Regions from separate parts of the Homo sapiens genome. Here region 1 is linked to region 2. The links are chromatin loops, found by intact Hi-C in ENCODE. Cell type or tissue: psoas muscle. All regions are shown on one strand. Links, peaks and the distances in the headings refer to the core of each region. The heading gives the core; the rest is flanking DNA.

Region 1 (12,942 bases), core at 6,168-8,667, 55 kb before region 2:
CCTCTCCCACAGTAATATAAACTCTTTTAAGAAAATACACATTGTTTTATGCATAGCTGTACCCTCACCCTCTATAAGACAGCTTGCCACCCAATAAGTCTTCAATAAATATGTCATAATAACAAAATAAATGACTCCTCTGGTTATTCTTATTGGAGTTCTAGAAATAAGACTCAACTTGAAGAACCCAATAGTATAAAAAGTAATGCAGCAGTGTAAGCACTTCTAAAACTGGCTTGTTGATTTGGAATCAAAGTAAAATATTATATGTCACCATAGATTTGGATTGTGAGTCATAGACTATTAAACTTGGGAGGCAGCTGTGCTGGACTAGAAAGAGAGTAACTTGGAGTCAGGTGATGATAGTTGCAGGCTTGGCAGAGCCACTGATCTGCTGCAAACCTTCAGACAAACAGCTTCAACTCTATGGGTTCTCCTATTCCATCTAAATAAAAGAACGCATCACTGTAAATCTCTAGTGTTCCATAATCTGGTATAAATTGAACTACAACTTGTTCAAAAATATTCTTTTGGGGTTTGTTTACAGGACATATCTTGCTGTTGTCAGCTCTATTTGCAAGTTAGAAAAGAAGTCACATTTGAAATTGTGTGGCTATTCTGAAAAATTATGTCACATCAATAACACATAAAGTAGGGGATAGAAGGTTTTTCCTCTCCATGCACCACAGTGGGTGGTAGATATTATCAACTACAACACAGAAGAAACAAGTTTTCAGGAGGCTAAATTCTTCCAGAAAATCTTTCTTTTTTTTAAAAAAAAGCATCAAATTCACACGTGAGAAACAACTTGCAGTTTTCCTTCAAATGTATTTATTTCTGATTCTTGATATACAGTCTCACAGATGCATGGGATGTGATACATTGTTTTCTCATAAGCAATAGAGATGACCTTTAAAAATGCACCCCCTTTTATCCCCCAGCCTGCAATCCCATGAAGATGAAAGCCAGTTTGCTATTCTGCATTAACATTTCTGTGATCAGATATAGTGTGGGCACCTCAATTCTATCTGTGTCAAGACATTTTCACACAAGTGACTCACTCGGTAGAAGCTCAGGCATTGAACACCACTCTGACACCATCTCCTTTGAGGTTGATTCCACTTTGCTGGTGTTACCAGCCAACATCCTGTTTAGCTGCTTTCCTCTGCAACACAACAGTGTAATTGGAAGTGACTGAATAATAAATCTCAATTTCTCTGTTTCATCAAGAGAATCTTCCAATTTACTAGGCTTCTTCTATTCACCAGTTCATCTTCTGCATTATGAATCATTCTTGAACAAACACACAAGTTAACTGTCCGTTCCTATGTTAAAAACACGGTGTAGCAGGGATAATTCTTTCATTAGATTTCCTAGATCTGTTTTGTGGGGATCTCAAAGAAAAGCTAGTGTTGAATATATAGACAGGTCATCCACCTCCTCACATGGGTAATGCCAGCTCCAACATGCACGAGCTCAATGTGCGGCCATTCCAAGGCATCTCTCTGTCCTAAGTAACCCCCTCCCTGCTACCAAGCTTCAGTCTTCCAAATCTGAGTTACCTTTGCTTAATGTAGGTCTACCTGAACTTTTTACCCAGAACATTATAAATCATGAATGGCATTCTCACAGGCTAGAGGAAAAACAAGTAGGAGGAAAGGGTAGAAAAACACATGATATGGGAAAATAATGATAGGTACATGGCACTAATATGTGTCCCAAGTATACTGAGTCAAAAAATAGTCTTCATTTTCCCATGTTTAAAATGCGAAGGATGGTTGGGTACCACAAGCTACCCACTTCAATTGTTTGACATCATTATAGATTAAATATTCCTCTACTAGGTAGAATTGAATAGCTCTCTATGGCCATCAGAATAACTTCAGAACTCTTTACATTAGCACGAAACACACTTTATGACTGGCTGCTTCATTTCTTCTCACAATCTCAGCCTCCATGCATTAACGTTGTGAACTTATCTACTTTCCTAAAAACAGACTGTGATAAGCATAAGAACAGCCCTCCCCACCCCGCCAAGAATGTACACACTCTAATTCCTCGAACTTGTGAACATGTTGATTACAAAGACTTTGCAGATGTGATTAAGGTTAAAGATTTTGAGACAGGGAGATTAGCCTGAATTATCCAGGTGAGCCTCATCTAATCACATGAGTTCTTAAAAGCAAAGAATCTTTCCCAGCTGTGGTCAGAGAGACATGACTATGAAAGAGTGGTCAGAGAAATGCAATGTCACTAGAAAGACAGAGTCCGAGAGCCAAGAAATATGGGCAGCCTCTAGAAGCTGGGAAAGGTAATGACTATGACTAGAGCCTCCAGAAAGGAACGAAGCTCTGCTGACACCTTCATCTTAACCCAGTGAGTCCTGGACTAGAATTCTGACCTACAGCACTGTAAGATAAGAAATTTGTGATGTTTTAAGACACCAATTTCGTGGTATCTTGTTACAGCAATAATAGAAAACTAATCTGTAGACTAGGCCCACTCCTATTCTCCAGTCTTTGCTCATCATATCTTAGGAGCAGTTAATGGTCCTTATGGCATCCTCTACTTAGTTCCCATAAAGTTTTCCAGATGACAGTTAAATCAGTAATATATGACTACCCTCCCAACCCCAGCACACACTAGATTTTTCATTCCTTGAGTTTATCCAATGCTGGGTTGCTAGCTATAGAGCTACTGTAGAAATCACTTCAGTTCTACTATGTGATCAGTAAATAATTCTCAGGGAGAAGTTAAGATGTAATAATTCTGGGAATTGTAAAACATTAGAGCTGGTCACAATTTTGGAGATTATCAAGTAAAATCTCTCATTTGACAGAGGGGAAAATTAAAACCTAAGGATGGGAAGGTCCCACAGATACAATGCAATATTTTTTTCTGTTTTCTGTTTGTTTGTTTGTTTGTTGTTGTTAATGTTCAAACTTTTTGCACAAACTCCTTTGCTTGACTTACAAGGGCCTCCAAGATGGCATCACATCATTCTAATTTGGATTTTTACCATTGGTCTCTCCCTTTTCATACCCTACTCTGAAGATAAAGCTAAGCTGTTTATGGTTTCCTGAAATAGTTTATGCCATGTCTGCTCCTGAAGCATCACTCCAACCTACATTAGTGAATGTCCACAATTGACCAATGGAAAATTGATCTCTATGGCAGAAAGTGACTCGTCAGTAGCTGTCACCATCTTCCGCAACACACAATCTTCCTCAACCCACAGTACACACCAAACTGTACATCTCCATTCTCCTTTTACTCTGTAAAGGACCTCCTACTCTGTAATCTCTATTAGTGTATATGTTATATTTTCCCTACTAAAACGTAAGTTCCCTATGAGAAGGTCCATATTTTACAGATGGGTGATTATTACAGCATTTGTTCCCTATATCTCTTAGTTGGATAAGAATCCAAAATATTAAAATGAATTTGAAAATAATAGATAGTATATAAGCAATTAGGTTTCTCACTAAGCTTGTGATATGGCTTGGCTCTGTCCCCACCCAAATCTCATCTTGACTTTTACCCCATAATTCCCACATGTTGAGGGAGAGACCCAGTGGGAGATAATTTGAATCATGGGGGCAGTTTCCCCCATACTGTTCTCGTGGTAGTCAATAAGTCTTATGAGATCTGATGGTTTTATCAGGGGTTTCTGCTTTTGCATCGTCCTCATTTTCTCTCACCACTGCCATGTAAGAAGTGCCTTTCGCCTCCCGCCATGACTCTGAGTCCTCCCCAGCCATGTGGAACTGTAAGTCCAATAAAATATCCTTTTCTTCCCAGTCTCTGGTATGTCCTTATCAGCGGTGTGAAAATGGACTAATAGAGCTTAATTTTAAAAAGACCAGAATTTGATCTCTCTCCATGAGTTAATAGTTTGGGCACTACTTTTTTATATAAAAATTTATATAATTCTTATGGAAAACATCTTATGAACCAAACTCCTTCTGTAGAAACAAGCTCCCTGAAGTTCATAAGGAGACTCTTTGCCAAAAGATATAGTGACACCAACTAACGTTTCAAAATGTAGTATAACACATTTATATCATATCGTTTAAAACATAACCCTATGGGTTAGGCAGCACAGATACCATTGAATACATTCTAGAAATAAGGGCTGCAACCTTTTTAAACCATAATCTATGTGTCGTATCACCTCTAAACTAACAGCCTTTCCAGTTAACTAACCAGCAACCTAAAGCCAGTAAGTGCAGCTAACCAGCTAATTCCTGCTTTACTAAGATTTACCTAAAGTAAATACATACTTAGGGCATGATCACTATGGTTAATATCCAAAGACTTGTTCGATTTTTTTTTTTTTTTTTTTTTTTGAGATGGAGTCTTGCTCTGTCACCCAGGCTGGAGTGCAGTGGCGTGATCTCGGCTCACCGCAACCTCCGCCTCTCAGGTTCAAGCGATTCTCCTGCCTCAGCCTCCCCAGCAGCTGTGACTACAGGTACATGCCACCACACCCAACTAAATTTTTGTATTTTTAGTAGAGACGGGGTTTCACCATGTTAGCCAGGATGGTCTCGATCTCCTGACCTTGTGATCCACCCGCCTCGGCCTCCCAAAGTGCTGGGATTACAGGCACGAGCCACTGCACCTGGCCCTTGATTTTTCATTAAGTGTTGCCTTGTTAGATCCTGTATTATTTTTCTTATTCAGCTATAGTTTGAATTATGCCTTTGAAATCGTATACAAATTGTTATTTCTCACAGAGGGGTTTTGTTCCATTAAAAAATTTATGGGGGATGTCCAATAGGGGGATTCTGTAAGATTGGCTTTGAAATATTTTGGTCGCATTAATACAAAAACAGCATCCTCTTTGTCTTACCATAGAAGTACCATGTCAAGATACTGCATTATCTAAGACCCATACAAAGAGAAAGCCTCATGACAAGTGTGCAAATTGCTGGTGAAAATATAGTAACAGAGGTCACAAACTATACTTTCTATGAAAGTAGACACTGACTTTAGAACCAAGATTTTAATGCACACTAAGCAAGGCCTTTTATTGCCAGAAATTGCAGAACAGGGTTCGAGAATTGATGTGCGAGGCTGCAAACATTTATTGTTGTTTTATCCATTGTGAAAAAGGGTATCAGTTTAGCATAAGAATATACATGAGTAAATACAATTTATTTTTAATGAAAAGTTCCATTGCCATGTGAAGAGGGAAATGAGTGGTAGTGGAGACCTCTGTGCTACTCAGTCTCAGGTAAACTGAGTTTGTATTTTTTGGGTTTATCACTCTTTTCTCTTACCAAGATCTTGTACTCTGGAGACAAGGAGATAAAGCACAATGCTACAGCCTTCATGGTAAAGTCAGAGCATGACTATAAAGCAGAATTAACAGGTAGTCAGATTTGGAACTAACAAAGACCTATAAAATTTTTCTTTAAAATCGCTACTTACAGGTCACTGAACTATCAGTCATGCTAACATCCTTTTATTCCTATAGACAGTGGCTCAATGGCACCAGACCAAAAAACAAACAAACAAACAAACACACAAAATAGAGAAGTAGAACCACCACAGTGAGGCTCCATCAATTTATAGGTTTCTTAGACAAATTTTTAAATAACACAGAGCTTTAATATACAGGTGGGGATGATGTATTCCAGCACAGCCATTCTAACTTAATATTTTCCAGGCCAAAAAAAAAGATAAAATGATTAAAATACAACAAGGCTATACAGACTTCTGTTAAACTATCCAGCAACATCCAGCTTACATGAGAAACTGCTTTTTTTAAATTAAAAATAATTATACCTATTCATGTGGTACACAGTGAAATTCCATACATATAATGTATATTGATCAAATCAGGGTAATTAGCACATTCATCATCTCAAATATTTATCATTTCCTTTGTGTTGAAAACATTAACTATCTGCCTTCTAGTTATTTGAAACTACATCACACATTATTGCTAACTATAGTTATCCCACGTGGTATAGAACACTAGAACCTATTCCTACTACCTAGATGTAATTTTGATTCCTTGAGGACTGGACCCAAAGACCTCCAAGGATCCATCTCACTTGATAGTGTTGGGCAGAGGAAAGTTGAAACATGCAGCATTTTATAAAGGATCTGCAATCACTACCATCTGCGGCCTCTCCCAGTTTCTGCCTTGCCTCTCTTCCTACTTTTTATATTCAAATCCAGTCCATCCTGATTCTTCTGGAAGAGGCACAGTTGCTGATAAATGTTATAGTCATGGCCCTCCTTTTCTGCCTTCTCTTTCCTCTTCTTCATCCCAAAGATTTCTAAACTTATTATCCCCAAATTCAAAATATCCCCCCAAAAGAAGGCAGGAAGTCTAATGAAATGTTTGAATCCAATGAACCAATGCATGGATAAAAAGAGAGTAAGCACCTGAAGTGCTGCATGGTGATAACTCGCCCAGCTCAACAGGTCAAACTCCCTCAATCCATGCAATATGATAGATACCTCTAAAACATCGACCGCAAGAGGTCATATTAGAGAGCGTAAAACACTAAGGTTGATCCTCCTTTTGGGACCTGAGGTGGACTAAGCTATGTGTCTTACCAAGAAAAGGAATCACCACGGAATGTTTTTAATCAGACGGTGAGGAGACAAGAAGTCCAGTTCCCTAGTTTATGAATGGAAACCGTGGCACAAGAGAAGTGAAATAGCTTGCCTGCTAAAAATCAAAAAGTGAGTTAGAAGCAGAACTAGGAGAATTCACATGCTCCATCTACCACACCATATCGCCTTCACCATCTTCTTGTTCTTTTATTCTCTCTGTTACAGTCTCAGGGGCTGGGCTTTGATCCACAGGAATTTACGCTAGGATCAGAAGGAGAATGCTAGGGGAGATCCCACGTTAACAATGGCTGTCTTCCCACTTCAGACAGTAAAATAAGCATTAGGTCTTTTCTGAGTGCTCCAAGGTTAGACATAGGTAATAAGCACACTGCAGTTGAGTGGTTTTCACAACACTAGACATGAAGAAGCCTCAGGGCCGTTTCTGGAGTGAGCAAGAAGATGCTCAGCCACGCTCCAGAGCCCAGACTCCTTATTTCAGTCAGAACACCTCAAACTCTGCCATTTTATACATCACACTTCTTATTAAGGTTCACTTGAACAGAGTCCCCAGCTACGGAACACAACTGATGTACTAAAAATGTACTAGGATTTTGCAAAAGAAGACACGACTTTAAGGATTAGATTATTTTGTTTTATTTTTGTAAAAATTAAGAGCAGTCATTTCACATTTCTGGGCCACAATTTCACTATATATCAGGTGGGTTAACAATTAAATCGCAAATGCCAAGTAAAAAAAAGAGACAGTGTATTGCAAATGTGCTTTGTAGCAGTAAAGCTCTTGCAAATCATGAATGTTACCACATGATCCTGTTAGAGACAGGCCCGCAGCTTTATAAAAAGAGGGAAGCTAGATAAAAGGAGGCTGACCTTGGAGAGCCTAAGTAACTTACGGTTGGTGTGATTTTATCCTGAGGGGTTATGGGACTTTCTAGCCCTGACAGTTTTCAGATGAGCTATTAGTTAATTGAGGTTTTGCACTGAGGATAAATAGAGGGATTGTAGAGGAATTTATATTGTGCATGTGTGTTGTTTGTTTCCTGAGATTCCTGGTACTGAGTCATCATTGTGTATATAAGGCAGACAGGAAGACAGAAGGAGGGAATGCATTTGCAGAAACATATCTACGTGCCTTCCTTTCCAGGCTTATCACTTGCCCTACATTTTCTAAGCTCCAACTGGGCTGAACATTTCCAGTTCCTGTAATATATATGCTTAAATGCTCTGAAAAGCCCCCTCTGACCTCTCCAGGAGAATATTGGAGCACCTTCCGCTAGGCATCCATACAGCCTTGTTCATAGATTCATTATCATATTTATCACATATTCTTGTCGTTATGGCTTTACACATCTTTTTCTTACAGTAGAAGTCCCTTGTGGTGTGAGAAAGGGTATAAACTGTGTTCCCCTTGATTGTAATCTGCAGTGTCCTGCATTCAGTAGGGGCTTAACAATTGTTGGTTTGATGAAGTTTACAATAAATAAGTAAATTTTAATAACTGATACAAACTAGCTCACAAGTGACTGTGGATTTCCTCAATTTGTAAGCTGGACTCTGACAAACATCCCAATATGGAAGAGTTAATTGATTGAATAGATCACCAGATGGAATACCAGATAGCTAAACTTTTGTGGAACGAGAATAGATGCCCCTGAATTTCATTAGTCTTCAAATATTGGCCCCTATTTCCAATTTTTTTAAAAATATCGTTACTTACTCAGCTGCCTTCCCTAGATTCCGTAGACTCCCATATGTCTTATTAAATTAAAGGCAAAATCATTAAGGCCAATATAAACTCTGTATGGAACTAGTGAAATGTTACGTTGCTTCTTTTCTTGAGATCTCCTAGAACTGGTCCAGGAGCACTTAGGGACAAGCTCAGACCCACCTCTCTCAAAGGTAATGATACTCCTGCATGTGTTTCCTCCCTATCCAGTCTGATATCCAGTCCTTATCTACCCACTTTCTCTAACTGAGATACAGAGACAGGGATGGAAATGGTGATTAGTAACAGCATGGCATAAATATTATTTAAGACATAAAAACAGATAACAACATAGAAATAATCTGGCAGAGTGGTGAAAAGTATGGGATCCAGAACTAGATTGCCTGGTTTTGAACCTGAACTCTGCCACTTATGAGCTGGTTTGACCTTAGGCAAGTTACTTACCATCTTTATAACTTGGTTTTCTCGTTGGTGAAAATGAGAAGGACCACGTCATCACAGGGTTGTTGTGAGAATTAAGTCAACTTTAATACAGAATATACATGTCTGGCAGATATTAAGTCCTCCACAAATGGAAACAAATACAACATAAAACATTAAAATATGATGTAGTAAAATGTGATACAATGCAATAAAATACAATATAATGGCAGGCTGTACTGTACACAGATGGTCACGACAGTGTCTCTTGCCCACAAACTTGTCTGGAGCCTTACTACAACCCCAACAACAAAGGTGGAGACTAACCCCCTGTCTTTGAGCCCAGGTGGACCTCAATCAACAGTGTATAGTAGAAAGGACACTCTGTGTAAGTTCTAAAACTAAGTCATAACAATGCTGGCATTTCTACCTTTCTCTCTTGTGATACTTGGCCTTGGAACTCATCCACCATGCTGTAAGAAAGCCCTAGGAGCCTGTAGAGGAACTCACATTAAGAGAAACTAAGGTCCTGACACACAACTCTAGTCGCACTTCTAACACCAAACTGCCAGCCATGAGTAAAGCATCTTGAAAGTGAATCCTCTGCACCCAAATCGAGGCACATGGGCTCATTTCACAGAACAGAGTTAAGCTATTTTCATGGAGTACTATCAAAATTGCAGATATGTGAGTAAGGTAGACATTACTAAGCTTTGGGATAATTTATCAAGCAGAAATAAATGGCTGATACAGATACAGATGGAGATAAAATTGTATTTATATGAACCAGTACTTATCCCTTCTGTCAAAAGGGAGTGCTTGTTTTGCCTCAACCTACACATTAATAATTTAAACAAAGCTTACTTTTTTTTCTAAAGGCTTTTATAGCTTACAAAGAATTTTCTTTTTTTTTTTTAATGTTTTTTTTTTTAATTATACTTTAAGTTTTAGGGTACATGTGCACATTGTGCAGGTTAGTTACATATGTATACATGTGCCATGCTGGTACGCTGCACCCACTAACGTGTCATCTAGCATTAGGTATATCTCCCAATGCTATCCCTCCCCCCTCCCCCGACCCCACCACAGTCCCCAGAGTGTGATATTCCCCTTCCTGTGTCCATGTGATCTCATTGTTCAATTCCCACCTATGAGTGAGAATATGCGGTGTTTGGTTTTTTGTTCTTGCGATAGTTTACTGAGAATGATGGTTTCCAATTTCATCCATGTCCCTACAAAGGACATGAACTCATCATTTTTTATGGCTGCATAGTATTCCATGGTGTATATGTGCCACATTTTCTTAATCCAGTCTATCATTGTTGGACATTTGGGTTGGTTCCAAGTCTTTGCTATTGTGAATAGTGCCGCAATAAACATACGTGTGCATGTGTCTATATAGCAGCATGATTTATAGTCATTTGGGTATATACCCAGTAATGGGATGGCTGGGTCAAATGGTATTTCTAGTTCTAGATCCCTGAGGAATCGCCACACTGACTTCCACAATGGTTGAACTAGTTTACAGTCCCACCAACAGTGTAAAAGTGTTCCTATTTCTCCACATCCTCTCCAGCACCTGTTGTTTCCTGACTTTTTAATGATTGCCATTCTAACTGGTGTGAGATGATATCTCATAGTGGTTTTGATTTGCATTTCTCTGATGGCCAGTGATGATGAGCATTTTTTCATGTGTTTTTTGGCTGCATAAATGTCTTCTTTTGAGAAGTGTCTGTTCATGTCAGCTTACAAAGAATTTTCATAAAGAAAAGTTAATATGTTCATCAGACATAAATGAATATACATGATAATGATAGCTTCATGTTATAAACTGGGTAACCATATATCAAGCTTCCTTTACTTATCACTTGCTCAGGGTGACACAGCCACTCAGAGGCAAATCAAAAGTTGAACATGTGTATCTTTTCACTCCAAATCCAGAGCTATATTCATTACATCAAGCTGAAAATCTGTACTAAGTCAGGAGTTTGTGGACTTTGTTCCAACTCATTGTTCAGCCACAACTTCTGGCCTGAGTAAGGCCCTCTATATGCTTTGGACTCCTTGAGAAATGGAGGTGGTTAGATCAAAAGACCTCCTAAACCACATTCAGGTATAACTTTCTTAAATTCTGGAGTTCTTCCTACATCTGTTAGTACCTTTCATTACCTGTTACTCCTTCCAGATTCTATTCTTCTCATGATACCCCACATGCCTCCTCTGCTTTCTGACTTGACAGATTCTACAAATAAACTTACATTTGCACTAAATCCCTGTGGACAGTAAGTCTAACCTCACTCTCTTTTGTGATCGGCAGGTTTATAAGATTCCCCCTAGTATTCTTAATTCCTGGGCTTCACATTCTTTTACAATGCCATCTTTCTTAGTGTGGGCTAATCCTAGTCACTTACTTCAAACAAACAGACTATGGTAAGTGTGATGGGCTGTCCCCTCCACATTTAGGTTTCAAATGATTATGGCTTCCATCTTGTAATCAAACTCTACCTATTGCTTGCTCAGCTTCCATGCTTTGATGTAGTGAGATGCCACATGGAGAGGCTCCCATGACAAATAACTGAGGATAGACTCCAGCCAACAACCAGATATAAACTAAAGCACTTTATGCAACTGCCTGGAAGAAATCGAACCATATAAAAAAATTAAAAACCACCTAAGCAAGGAAGCTGATCGTTCTCCCGTTGAACCTTCAGATACAAGTGCAGACTGAGTCAAAACCTTGATTGCAGCCTTGTGAAAGACCAAGAAGTTGGTGGTCCAGCTAAGCTATATACAGATTCCTGTCTCACCAAGAACAAAGAGAAAATACGCGTTTTCAGCTGCTTGGTTTTTAAGCAATTTGTTGCATGGCAAAAAGAACAAATACTTCTTACTGTGCACTAATAGGGAGATGCTCTGAAAATCACTAAAGGGAAAGACTCACTAAAAATATAAAAGCCTCTCCACCCCTCAATCCCCCAATCCACCAACATCTCTATCCCAGGGGATTAAAGGCAGGACATGGCCTCTTCTATTTCCGATCATACTAACAGAAACGTAAGCCCTAAGAAATTGAGAGTCCTAGTGAAGACCAGTCACATCCTAAAGGAAAGACATGTCAGAGCTTCACTGCAACAGGCTGAATTGCAAAGAGCAGTCAGACCTGAGGCATGAAAAGAAAAGTATCTTAGCAGAATAGAGATAGATAAATGGGGATACTCTGTTCGGACTTCTTCATCAAGGTGAAGGTCATCTTCTGAAACTTCCTTTTAACACTGAGAACACAGACATTGAGAGTGGAAGGCATGAGAAAAGACTAGATTTCGATCTATGTACAAATGTACCTGAGGCTTCAAGAAAGGAGCTGACTTACCTAACACAACCTGCTGGTTACACAACTGGGAAGAGGACCCATTGCTCTTGGCTCAACTCAACTCCCTTTTCCAAGTCAAACGTCAAAAACAAAAACAAAAAATAATGCATTTCAGGCAAAACAGCAACTCACTTCATTCTTAATACATGTGGTGTGTAGGATGTCTTGCATAAAAGGATGTTATGAGAAAAATTCATAATATATGTTTATGTTTGTGACCACATCTCACATATACAAAAGTGTTTAGATGCATAAATGGCTAAATGACAAGCTTCTTAATTGTTTACTTTAAAAAGCAAGAGACTAGAAAAGAAAAAATAATCACAGGAGGGAAATAAAAGGATTCTGTGCACAAGGCAAGTAGTTCACAGTGCACTATTTCCTTCCTGAAAACAGTTAGAAAAGTCAATATTTACCCTAGCTGAGAGAGAGAAGGATGTGCCTATCATAAAACAGATGATGTTTAACAAGATATTGTGTGTGACAACTGGGATGAGAATGCAAAATAATCTTTGTATAGCGCTTTATAGTTCACAAAGCACTTTAATGTACAATGTGTCATTTACTTCTCACAATATCATATATGATAAGCAGAGGAGGTATTAATATCATGGACAAAGAAAATGAGGTTCAGAGAGATCAAACAGTTGACATTCACGTTTCTAGGTATGGCAGAACTGAATTCGGAATTCTAGTTTTCCAAACCTAATAGTTCTTTCAAGAATTGCAGATGCAAGTGTATTATAAATTTGTTGGGAGATTTTAAGTTTTCTCACCACAAAAAATAAATATGGGAGGTAATGCAAATTTTTATTAGTTTGATTTAGCCATT
Region 2 (12,942 bases), core at 5,680-8,179:
CGACACTTCCTGATTTCAAAAATTAATACAAAGCTAAAGTAAGCAAAACAGTGTGCTATTGGCATAATAACACATAAGAGACAGTCCAGAAATAAACCCTCAGATATATGTTCAAGTCACTGCCTACAAGGGCACCAAGATCATTTAATACAGGAAGGACAGTCTTTTCAACAAATGGTGCTGGGAAAATTTAATATCCACACACAAAAGAGTAAGGGTGGACTCTTTCCTAGCATAATTATAAAAGTTAACTCGAAATGGATCCATGACCTAAAGGTAACATCTAAAATTGTAGATTAGAATAAAACATATGCAAAAGCATCATGACATTGAATTTGGCAACGAATGTCTTAATATGACACAAAAGGCACAAATAACACAAGAGACAAATTGAATTTCATAAAAATTAAAAATCAAAAGACAGTATCAATGGAGTAAAAAGGCAATCTTCAAAATGGGAGAAAGTATTATCAAATCATACCTGATAAGGGATTAATATTCAGAATATATAGAGACCTTACAAAACTCAAAAAGAAAAAAAAGTCAAATTCAAAAATGAATAAAGAACTTGAATAGACATTTCTCCAAAGAAGATATATATATACAAATGGCTAATACATACATGAATAGATGCTCAAAATCAGTAATCATTAGAGAAATGCAAATCAAAACTACAATGAGCTATCACTCTGCACCCATTAGGATGGCTATTATCGAGACAAAAAACAGTGTCGGCAAGGACGTGGAGAAATCAGAACTCGTGTGCTGTTGTGAGGAATGGAAACAGTACAGCTGCTGTGGAAAATGGTATGAATGTTCCTCAAAATATTAAAAATAGAACTACCATGTTATCTAGCAATTCACTTCTGGGTATATACTCAAAATAACTGAAAGCAGGGTCCAAAAGAGTGATTTCTACACCCATACTTATAGCAGCATTATTCCCACAGTAGGTAAAATGGGGAAAGAACCCAAATGTCTATTAACAAGAACGGATAAGCAGAACATGACATATATATAGCATGACATATGCTACAACATGGATAAACTTTGAGGACATTATGTTAAGTAAAATAAGCCAGTTGCGAAGACAAATACAATCTGATTACAATTTTACCATGTGCTCGTGAAGTTAAAATCTTAGAGACAGAGAGTAGAATGGTGGTTTCAGGGGCTGGCTGAGAGTGGAATGGGGGGTTATTGGTGAAGCGGTATAGAGGTTCAGTTTTGCAAGATGAAATGAGTTCTGAAGATGGATACTGGTGACAGTTGCAACAATATGAATGTACTTCATCATATTGCTACTGAACAGAACATTAAACGGTGAAGATAGTAAATTTTATATTATGTGTATTTTACCATAATTTTACAAGCTGGGGGGGAAAAAAAAGAACATAGGAGGTTCAAGTCATCAAGAGTTGTGCCTGCCTGGAGGAGGTAGAAGACGCTGTCAGAAAAAGAACAATTGTTGCAGAATCAGAGGTGGTAAACCCATGCAACAGCCATTTCCCTAGTACTGAAATGAGCTAGTTCATGTTGGGACTGTTGCTTAAATCCTCATTATAGCAGAAACACAGTGGGTGTTAAGGGGAGGAGAGAGGGTCTCATTTAATGAATCTGTAACTCTATGAAAATACTTCTATATAGTTGCCGTGGCCCAAAACTGGTTTCTATCCCCACTGGGCAAGAAGAGAATTACTAAAGTGACACTGTATGACTTTCAATGAGCTAAAAGGAAATGAAAACAATCCTCTAGACACATCTCTACTTATAAAATGGCTTGATATAAAATGATAATAAAAATGATGAAGTCTTCTGAACATGCACAGTGAAAAACTCTTCTGGTTGCTGTATTTTCTGTTCAATTGTTTGATCATCTCTCCATGAAATACCTAACTCTAGCTGGCCAGACACTCTATGAAGTTCTGACACTGAACTTTCACTCTGAAGTGCGTATATTTTAGAAAGTGATGGCTTGAATCACTAAATCTCTATTCAGGGGATAGTTTCTCATTCTCTTTTCAATATACACCATACCATCAAATACACAATTTAAAAGTTATGCAATTATTCATTGCTCTAAATATGGGGATGACATAATTTCTAATGGAAAGAATTAAAGCTCACGAATAATGAAGAAAATACTAAAATTTTATTTTTTAAGATAAATCCTTCACTTGTTTAGAAATGCTATGAATGTCAAAAAGCCCAGAAGGCAGGACATGTGGAATTATCATACTATCATACCACCTCTACGGCTAGACACTGAGATTCGACTCTGAGGCTTGATCTACCCCAAATCACATCCTGATGTGTCATCTACAGTTCAGAGAGGAAGTGGCTGTAGGATAGATTCACACTCCTTTAATCCCCAAGGGAACGACAGAAACTATCAGGAAAGAAGGGAATTTATTCATTTTTTAAGCCTCTCATAAACCAAATTTTTATTTCAAAAAAAACCACAAAACTTATATTTCTTATAATATGAATGCTCTCATTCTTGTATCAATCCTGTATTCCTTAAAAAAAAAAATGCCACAGAAACTTTTTTTCCACTAGTTGGCAAAATTTAACTTATTTCCGTAGTAAGAAAGATTGACATTGACATCTTTACTAAATTTCATTAGTAAAATACAAATAAAACTAACTAAAAATTATGAAAACATTTCCATTTAACAGGTCTGTACACAGTTTTCCTGTATTTTCCACCACAGTGCTTTCTTCCAATATGTAGAGATACATTTTTTAAAATCTGAAGACAATATTACAATAGAGGATCCTGCAACAGAACTGGTGACAGCAAATAATGAAACTACTGGGAAAGGAAAGTGACAACTGCTGTTTTGTTTCCTTCACTAAAAATGAATATAAAGGGAGAGTAACAATACAGCAGCGATGGCAATGGAGAGAGAAATGGACTGGCACGTCTCAGAGAGCTTCATCCCTGCCTGGGACAGTTAATGCCATGGAAACCTGGAATGCTGCTTAACCTCAGAGCCCCAGAGCCTTCACTGATACAAGATGGAGAATCCTCCCTACCTTTCCCTTTGCAGAAGTTGTCTAAAGGTTCAAGTGAGATAAAGTATATGAAAGTCTTTTATTAAAAAAAGCAATGTTTGCTGGGTGCAGTGGCTCACGCCTGTAATCCCAGCACTTTGGGAGGCTGAGGTGGGCAGATCACGAGGTCAGGTGTTCGAGACCAGCCTGGCCAACATGGTGAAACCTTGTCTCTACTAAAAAAAATACAAAAATTAGCCAGGTGTGATGGCACGTGCCTGTAATCCCAGCTACTCAGGAGGCTGAGGCGGGAGAATGGCTTGAACCCTGGAGGTGGAGTCTGCAGTGAGTGGAGATCATGCCACTGCACTCCAGACTGGGCAACAGAGCAAGAAGACCCTGTCTCAAAAAAAAAAGACGTCAATTTTGAAATTTGCAGGCTAGGAGGCCCTGTACAAGTCAAACTCACAGAAGTTAATGATAAAATAATGATAATAATAGCTTAACCCCTCAAGGATTGGTATAAACACCCCATGCTATAATATATTTTAAGTTATATAGTAAGAGTACAAAAATGCTTGACTTTTGAATGGATCAAGTGAAATCAGCTATGAACAGAAAACCTTCCTAAGACACTAGGGTTTCAAAGTACTATATTCAGAGATAAAATATGAGTTAGTGCCCTAGGTTTTTGGTGTCAGCATCCTCTACTCCCTTTCACTCCTTCTTTCAGAACAAGGTGTTTCTGTGCCCCTGTTGATTGGATTATGTAAATTACAAAAGAACCGAAAGATTTGTGGGCCCAATAGGGCTTTCGTACCAAATCCATGGATAAAAGGTATGTGATACAATCAACAAGGGGTTTGTCAGAAAATATGCTAGAGGCCAGGATGGAAGATGTGCTAATCTTCCACTAAAAAATTACAAAGAAAACTACCTCGGAGGTTCATGGTTACTAAACATCAACATATATTATTGACGACAATGGCTGCTTTTTGAGGATTTAAGAGTATCCACATTCTCTCATTTGTAAAAAGTCACCGAAATGATTTTGTTATTGTCTATTTAAAAATAAGTAACTGCTTTCATGACAATTATGAGATCTAAACAAGTTCCTTCAACTCTTGGATCCTCATTTTTATTTCATTAGTTAAATTATACTTGTGCTGTTATAATGTATTTTGCAAATTATAAATCACCATGAAATTACAAAGAAGTGATATTTTATTACCAAGGCACTGAATTTTAGAGCTGTAAGAGAGCTACATGATTATTTAATTCAATCATTCATTTTATAGAGGAAGTTTGTGGGAGTATTTCTTCTGCAAAAAAAAATATATATATATTTATAAATATATATATTATATATTTATAAATATATATAAATAAATATAAATATAATATAAATATATAATAAAATATAAATATAAATATATAAAAATATATAATAAAATATAAATAAAATATATATATATATATATAAAATCCTGAACCTTATAATAGCAAGGGATGGGATCACGGGTTAACTCTGAGGAGGCATGGTGCAAATCAAATGTCAGTGACAACTATGGCAAAACCCAGCACAGAGACCTGCTAGCCCAAAATATCACAACAGTGAAAATATTTACTAAGTTTTAGGACATGTCAATTACATAAAATATTCTTTATGTGCATTATGTCTTTGAAACCTCACAACAATCAATCACCCATTTTACAGAGGATTTAAGTGGGCCACAGAAAGGTTGAGCAGCACGTTACAGTCATGCAGCCAGTAAGCAGGAAGCCAGATGTGTACCCAGGAAGCCTGGAAGAGCACTTGCAGTGTTAACCATCGCATTATGCTGTCTCTGAAGCTTTCTTTGGCTTAGATAATGCTATCAGAGAGCACGTTTTCTGTGATGAACTCCTCACAGGCAGCAAAGTGAGTTTGAGATACATAGCAAAAGACACCAGGACCTGAGCAGGACACCAGGAACTGTCATAACAAAAAGGGTGAGGGGTGGGGCAAGGCTCTTTAGAATGGACGTTAGGGGTATTTAATGAAAGTCAGTCAAAAGTGATTTGACTGAAGTGATTTAATGAGTTTATGCTTTCTAACAAAAAGGACTCTGCCACAATTCCCAGCACCGCTGGTGACAGTGTGTCATTGAGAAGCAAAGTCACCGATGAAAACACAATGAGGGAGGAAATCAAAGGGGCTTGAGAATTCAACTAGAGATCAATATACATAAGCGCTGGCCACAGCTCCTGCAGCCCTCACCTGGCATACATGTATGGCATGTAAGGGAGGGGCTTTGCTACCTGCCTATGAATCCCCAAACCATTAGCCTTGAGGACCCAGATTAACCTTGCTGGTCTGCTCTTGACCTGTGCATCTAAGGGCAATTCTTCTGCTGGCCTGCATCCCCTAATTACATATATGGTTGAAGACTGAACGTATATACCCTATGGCCACCCTGCATTTAAATAACTATATATTCCCATTTCAGATAAAAGATAAAGGTTTAAGTGCAAGCTAGCTACCCTGAACAACAGATATCCAGAGCCACTCCTACCAAATACTCTCCCCAAATTCAGTTTTATAGAGCATTTATAAGTCAAAAGCAGACTATCACCACAAAAATTAAGAATATAAAAGGGAAGTAAGCAACAGAAATCCCTCCATGTAGTAGAACTATTGGAAAAAGAAAACTAATATGAAGAATAGAGAAGAAATCCAATTCCATATAGTAGGAGTTCATAAAGAAGAAAAAGGTGAATGAAAGATTAAAATATATTTTCAACATATTATAAGAAAATCTTGACTGGGAGCAGTGGCTCACACCTGTAAACCCAGCACTTTGAGAGGCATCAGGACAGGAGAACTGCTTGAGGCCAGGAGTTCAAGATCAGCCTGGCCAAAATAGCAAGACCCTGTCTCTACAAAAATAAAATAATAATAAATAAATAAATTAGCTGGGCATGGTGGTACACACCTTTAGTCCCAGCTACTTAGGAGGTTGAGGCAGGAGGATCACCTGAGCTCAGGAGTTCAAGAAAGAAAGAAAAGAAAGAAAGGAAAAGAAAAGAAGAAAAGAAAGAAGAAAATCCCATTTACATAAAGAAAACCTTGACTTGAGTAGAAATAGCAGAATAGGTAAAAAGCGAGCTGTGTCTAGACACAGTTTAGTAAAATTGCTGAATCCCACAAATAAAGCCTATAGACCAAACAAGAAAAATTTACTAAACTGGAAAAGGAATCAGACTGGCATCAGATTTCTCATCTGCTGCACTGAATACTAAATGATACTAAATGATAGTGTGCAAATCTTGGTACAATACTGAAGTAAAGCAAATTTGACCCGAGAATTCTACTTATAGCCAAGCTTTTACTCAAATATGAAGGCAATAACAACTCATTTTAGATATACAAAGACTCAGGAAATACATCAAGCATGTAGCCTTCCCATAAAATTACTTAATGAAGTACTATGGCAGAAAAAAAGAACAAAAAAGAGAAGAATCAAGATGATGAATACAAGAAAAAGATAGTAAATAGAAAATAGCACAGCAAACAGGTAAAAGTTACAGTTTATTACTGATGTGGTTATAAAATTTAATGCAAGAAACAATTCTCAAAAGAGATTTGCTATAAAGTTAAAAATGTTACAACATATTCTCCAAATTATTTTAATAGAATGTGGGATGGAGCAGGGAAGAAAAGAATGTTCAAGCATCATTTGGCGTGTTTATTGGGAGCAGGACATATAAGCAGATCATAATTTTTCCCTCATAGAGAAATAAATTTGAAAATATCTAATCTACATCGTTTGATTTTTTTACGTTACTGTTTTTGTTTGTTTGTTTCTTTGAGACGGAGTTTCGCTTTTGTCACCCAGGCTGGAGGGCAATGGTGCAATCTCGGCTCACTGCAGCCTCTGTCTACTGGGTTCAAGCAATTCTCCTGCATCAGCCTCTGGAGTAGCTGGGATTACAGGCACACACGACCACACAGAGCAAATTTTTGTATTTTTAGTAACAATGGGGTTTCATCATGTTGGCCAGGCTGGTCTCGAACTCCTTGACCTCAGGTAATCCACCTACCTCAGCCTCCCAAAGTACTGGTATTACAGGTGTGAGCCACCACACCCGGCTGACATTACTTTCTTATAAGTAGAAAAAGACCCACTACTTTTTTGTAAGTTAAAATAAAAAAAACAATAAGTACATTTCACCTTTGAAGAAACCACTAAGACTCTTGATGGGAGAGACAAATTGGGATAAAACTTTCACTGACTCAAAAAGAACCAACTATAGTCTCACTTAACTTTGAGCAAAGGAAATGTTCTGAAATATGCAAGCATAGTATATTACTCCCTATACAGAAACTCAGGAGCTAAGGCAAAGCTAACCTCATTGGTTATCCCTACATTCAACAGAACTAACCACCATCAATTCCCCACAAGACTTTTTTTTGTCGAGCAGTTAACCAATCTTTCACTGCAGAGAGTATAAATGTGTCACAAATTATTTCAAGGTAGTGGTGGCAGTGGTAATCAGGTTGATATAGGTGAGTAGGTGGGTATGTGTATATGTACACATACTCCACTATCAATCCCAGGGGAAAGTTTTACCTCTTTAAGTTCTTAAAAAGTAAAGAAGAGAAACTATGATATTCCATTAAAAGTTTCCTAATGCTAAATGAAATATTGGAATACTCCCCTGGACTCTAGGTCGGCTACTGTCAAAAGGGTTTTTACAAGTCCAGACAACAAAAATGTCCATCTTCTTATCTGAATAACCAATCAGATGATGATTAAGAGCAAAAAGCAACCAGGAAAACTGTGACATTCGCTTCTAGAAAGTCACAATGACCAGAGCCAGTGACATGCTAAGAGCCTACCCAGCCTTAATAAACACACAATGACCTACATATGTGGACCATAAAAATAGGAGATAATTGCAAAGCAAGCTGCTGCTGCTATTGCTGCTTCTGCTGCTGCTGCTGCTACTGTTGCTGTCAGGGTCACAAACAAGCTACAAATCAACTGGGGTTTGCTGACCCAAAAGGAACTAGGCAAAGGGCCAGGAAGAAATAAGCATCTCAATCATCTCTTTGGTATGTTTTCATGGATCAAGATATCCTTGTATTCTCACCCTTTTGAAAACAAGCATTTTAGAATACATTAAAGCTCTTGCTGACCATGTTGTTTTTGCCCTGGCAACACTGTCCACTACCTCTACTCTTAATCTCCACAGCCGACATCTCTTTTCATACCCAGCCTCCTCCTCCTTTATCACACTAACCGGCAGCAGAAAGACAGACTTTTATGATAAGGTGGTCCAACCCACGTAAAGCCAGTTCAGCTGCCTATTTCTGTGAGTTCATGAATGAATGTGGCCATACTGTAGGTTTGAGTTCCTTATGTCTAAAAATAAAATCCTGTTGTTCTGTACCTGAGACCATGATAGTCCTACATGGAATCACAAGACAAAAATTCCAGTGCCGGCCAGGCGCGGTGGCTCACGCCTGTAATCCCAGCACTTGGGAGGCTGAGGCAGGCGGATCACGAGGTCAGGAGATCGAGACCATCCTGGCTAACACGGTGAAACCTCGTCTCTACTAAAAATAAAAAACTAAAAAAATTAGCCAGGTGTGGTGGTGGGTGCCTGTGGTCCCAGCTACTTGGGAGGCTAAGGCAGGAGAATGGCATGAACCCAGGAGGTAGAGCTTGCAGTGAGCCAAGATCACACCACTGCACTCCAGCCTGGACAACAGAGCGAGACTCTGTCCCAAAAAAAAAAAAAAAAAAAAATTCCAGTGCCAGTTTTGCTAAAACTTGAATTGATTTTCAAATTATCATTGTTAAACTAAACACATAAAATTAGTAAGTAGGAAAATGAGGCCGGGCATGGTGGCTCATACCTGTAATCCTAGCACTTCGTGGGGCCGAGGTGGGCGGATCACCCGAAGTCAGGAGTTCAAGACCAGACTGGCCTGTGTGGCGAAACCCCATCTCTACTAAAAATACAAAAAATTAGCCGGTCTTGGTGGGGCGTGCTTATAAAGTCCCAGCTACTCGGTGGGCTGAGACAGGAGAATCGCTTGAACCCAGGAGGCAGAGGCTGGTCAACAGAGCAAGACTCTGTCTCAAAAAAAAAGAAAAAAGATTATAAGCCACTATTCATCATACACATATATGAGCTTTGAATTGTTTTCACAAGAATAGATGCTCAAGAGCTTTTGGAGGCTGACTTTAAAATAAACAATTTCAGACATTTCTCTACTTTTCCACTAATTCTGGGCATAGCTCATGTTACTCTGTGCTTACTCACTCCTTTGAAAAGTAACATCTTTCAGTAGCTTTACTCATCAACTCCTTGAGACATACAGCACCTATCTCTCTCCTGGCCTGGTCATTCCTCTGACTTTGCATCACTTTTTAAAAGGGGAAAGAAAACCAATATGAGGACATCATAAAGGGACACATTTCTACTCAATAACAAAGAGAAATGTTTAACATTTGAAGTAATCACCAATGGACAAAACCCCTCTGTTTTCTAATGTGGAGGGCCTGGAGTTACATTAGCAAGCCTGGCCATTTTGCAGGACCAAACAGAAAAGGAAAGATGAAAACCAGAGGTATGCAAATACTGAATAGTAGGCAAATGAAAGCAAGCCACAGGACTGGGAAACAAACAGAGAAGCAGAGTTAGAAGTTGTCAACTGGAAGTCACCAAGAAAAGACGAACAAAGATATCATAAAAAGAGGAAGTTAAATATTGAGCCCCTGAATTCAAAGCCATCAGATGTCAGCAGGTAAGTCCCCATGGATCTGAAGGAAGTCTACCAGACAACTCAGAATTGTTTGCATGGGGTTTCCTGCAAGTGCAACATGTTTTGCCTTAATTTATGTTAACAGTATCACTTGGCATCCAACAACAGTTCTGGGGATATCACCCTTATATTTAAAATAATAACAAGCCCCTACAATAAATTGTCAATGGTTTCAGAACAAAGAGTAGGTTCCACAGTTAGAAACACAAGGCCTACCACACTTACTTTGAGCTCTCCTTCCTCTGTGTTTTAATTCTTTTATTTTATTGCTGAAAAATCCACTCACCTATCTGAAAATTAAGGTCCCACCCAGCCATCAAAGTTCAGTTCAATTTAAATTGTTTCTATGAATCCTTCTTGCCTCTCTCCAGTCACAGTTAATTTACTTCCCTCACTCTCCACCACTAACCTAGGACTTAGATTATGCTTCTGATCAATGTATGATGACCAAAGCATAATTTACCATAAAATGACTTAAATGACTGTGTATATGCATCTTCCGAATGTGATTCTGAGTACTGTACTGATCCATCTCCTTATCCTGCAGCACTGCCTCACCTATCATAATTACCCATAAACATTTTGTTATGTAGGAAAAAATTACAAGATTCAAACAATAGAAAGGAACTTGAATGTATTAACTCTAATTCTCTTGCAAGTCCAAAATTCTGAGACACGTGACTTCTTTGTAACTACCTTAAGCAATGTTATATAATACTAATACTTGCCTATGGCCTGGCTGAAAAGAGGAAGAAATTACCAACTGTGGGGTCAGATAAGAATAAAACTAACTGGCCGGGCGCGGTGGATCATGCCTGTAATCCCAGCACTTTGGGAGGCCAAGGCGGGTGGATCACAAGGTCAGGAGTTTGAGACCAACCTGGCCAATATAGTGAAACCCCATCTCTACCGAAAATACAAAAAAATTAGCCAGGCGTGGTGGTGGGTGCCTGTAGTCCCAGCTACTCAGGAGGCTGAGGCAGGAGAATCGCTTGAACCTGGGAGGTGGAGGTTGCAGTGAGCCAAGATCCCGCCACTGCACTCCAGCCTGGGTGACAGAGTGAGACTCTGTATCAAAATAAATAAATAAATAAATAAATAAATAAAACTAACTGACCGTCCCAAGGCTGAGACTCAGAGCATTAAACCTATGATGCCAAGTTTTAAGGCTATAATCACTAGCATATATGTCTACTTACAAGAAGCATTCAATTTACACTGAATGAATGAAGAACAAATGAATTAATAAAGTGATTGCTGAAGTGTCACTACAAACATCACAGGCATGGAGGTCACGTTGATCCTGACAGAAAAGCAAACCAAATCCTTCCCCTGTTTTCCAAGTTGCATCTTCCCACATGAAAATGAGAACTGTTAAACCAAGAATCCTTAAGGCTAAATATTTATTTGCCTTTTTTGAAGAAATAAAAGCTTATAGCATATATCAAAAATTCAGACAGCCAAGCAAAACTCCGGCATCACCTGCTCCTTCCAAATAAAAACGTGTAACCCTCTGCAATGAATCTCAGAGCCTTGAAGTCTGCTAGAGGACTAAAGCAAAACCAAGTTCATGGGCCATCTGGGACAGCAGGAAGAAGGTCAAGGCCAGGAGTCAAGATTTTTCAAATTCAATAAGACCTCTGTCAGAAACCAGAGGATCCATCCCTTCTTGGGTCTCAGTTTCCCCATTTCCAAAAAAAAAAAAAAAAGGAAATTAATTTAGCAAATACTTGAAAGGACTGTAACTAGATGCCTGGCGCCAGAGTTGGACTAAATGATCTCTAAGGTCCCTTTCTGCTCTCAAAATCTTACAACTCTTATAATCACTCTTAGTAGACGTTCTTTTGGCTCTGACCTGAAAATCTGGCTGGAAACATAAACAGTCTTCTGCATAAAAACACACATTTACCAGCTATAATTTGGACTTGGGAACATGAGGTTTTAACCATAGCCGAGAGGAAACTGCGCAGAATTTTCTCCAGTGATCATGCTACTTTAGGCTCTACCATGGCTCATTTCTATAGCTGGTACAAACCTGGGCCAGAGCAGGACCAAGCCGCTATCACATCTAAGTCACTTCTGCACAAGGGGAGGGCATGTTCGTTTTCTTTTGAATGTATCAACAATCTTCCATATGAAGCGTCTCAAAAATAACAGGCCTCTCCCTACCAGATTTGTCCTTTTCCATTTGGCAAACCGTATTTTATTTTTTATCCTCCTCCCTTCTGTTTTACAGAGAACTTAAGCCAACATGACAACAGGCATTTTGTTTATTTCCTTCCTCTTCAAAAACAAAGCCACGGCTTGAGTACATCTAACAGAACAAGGTCCACCTGAAAAAAATTCTTCATTATCTTTTGAAAGCCCCATGGTTGAATTTTTTAATGGAACCCACTGGAAAATCCTTACTAGTCTTCTTACATATTAATAGTGATTATTAATATAACATCAAAATATTTGTATAGCCCTTTCAGTTTAATACTTTCAAATCCATCTGTATTTCATTTAATTGTAAGAGGTATATATATTTGTTTTGTTTCTAATGAAGAGGAAACCGGGACTCAGCATGCATTGCGCAAGATCACACAACTAGAATAATCTATGTAACTAGTTTTCAATCACGAGTCTTCTGTCACTACTTCAAATAACATTGTGAGAACTAAAGATTTAAAATGCAACAAAATAGTTTCTATGACAATCTAAGAGAGGAAACAGAGTCAGTGACTTTAAAAATTGTACATATTAAACAATATGCAAAAAACCAACTTCAGCAAAGTAAGACCAAAGGTATATTAAAGCCAAAGCTAAGGATTTCCTCATTTTATTAAAAAATGACTAAAATTAAGAAAAATCACTCATATTGGTTTTATTTGCCAAAGGTTCTATCTGTTACATAAAATAAATACAAACTTTATAGGACTCTCATTCATCACTGGCATCTGATAGTTGATTTTATTAGTATACACCAAAATAAAATGCAAGAAATTCATGGCCTATATTTGCAATACACATATTTTTCAATAGCCTTAAAAGATCTAGACTCCAGAAACTGAATTGGTACTTACTGGTTACAACTGCAATTTACTGATTTCAAATGATAGATAATATCAAAAGCCTTTTCTACTTCT

Evidence for each region. Hi-C counts contacts between places; a loop is a spot of excess contacts. Peaks named below come from ENCODE experiments on the same cell type or tissue, not always from the same donor. Only the 100,000 strongest peaks of a DNase experiment are listed, where the experiment ranks them.
Region 1: a loop joins it to region 2, with 2.1 times the contacts of the local background. A loop is called at or near these places in 3 of 110 quality-filtered maps.

Annotation. Positions count from the first base shown.
Region 1 is chr3:188,541,985-188,554,926 of GRCh38, reverse strand. All of the region lies in intron 6 of LPP (LIM domain containing preferred translocation partner in lipoma), which reads right to left. Among named protein-coding and RNA genes, the nearest start is that of LPP-AS1, 20 kb to the left of the region's middle. In psoas muscle, for the core only: no CTCF peak of the experiment used is centred there; no DNase peak of the experiment used is centred there.
Region 2 is chr3:188,486,602-188,499,543 of GRCh38, reverse strand. All of the region lies in intron 5 of LPP (LIM domain containing preferred translocation partner in lipoma), which reads right to left. Among named protein-coding and RNA genes, the nearest start is that of LPP-AS1, 76 kb to the left of the region's middle. In psoas muscle, for the core only: no CTCF peak of the experiment used is centred there; no DNase peak of the experiment used is centred there; H3K27ac peaks cover 845 bases.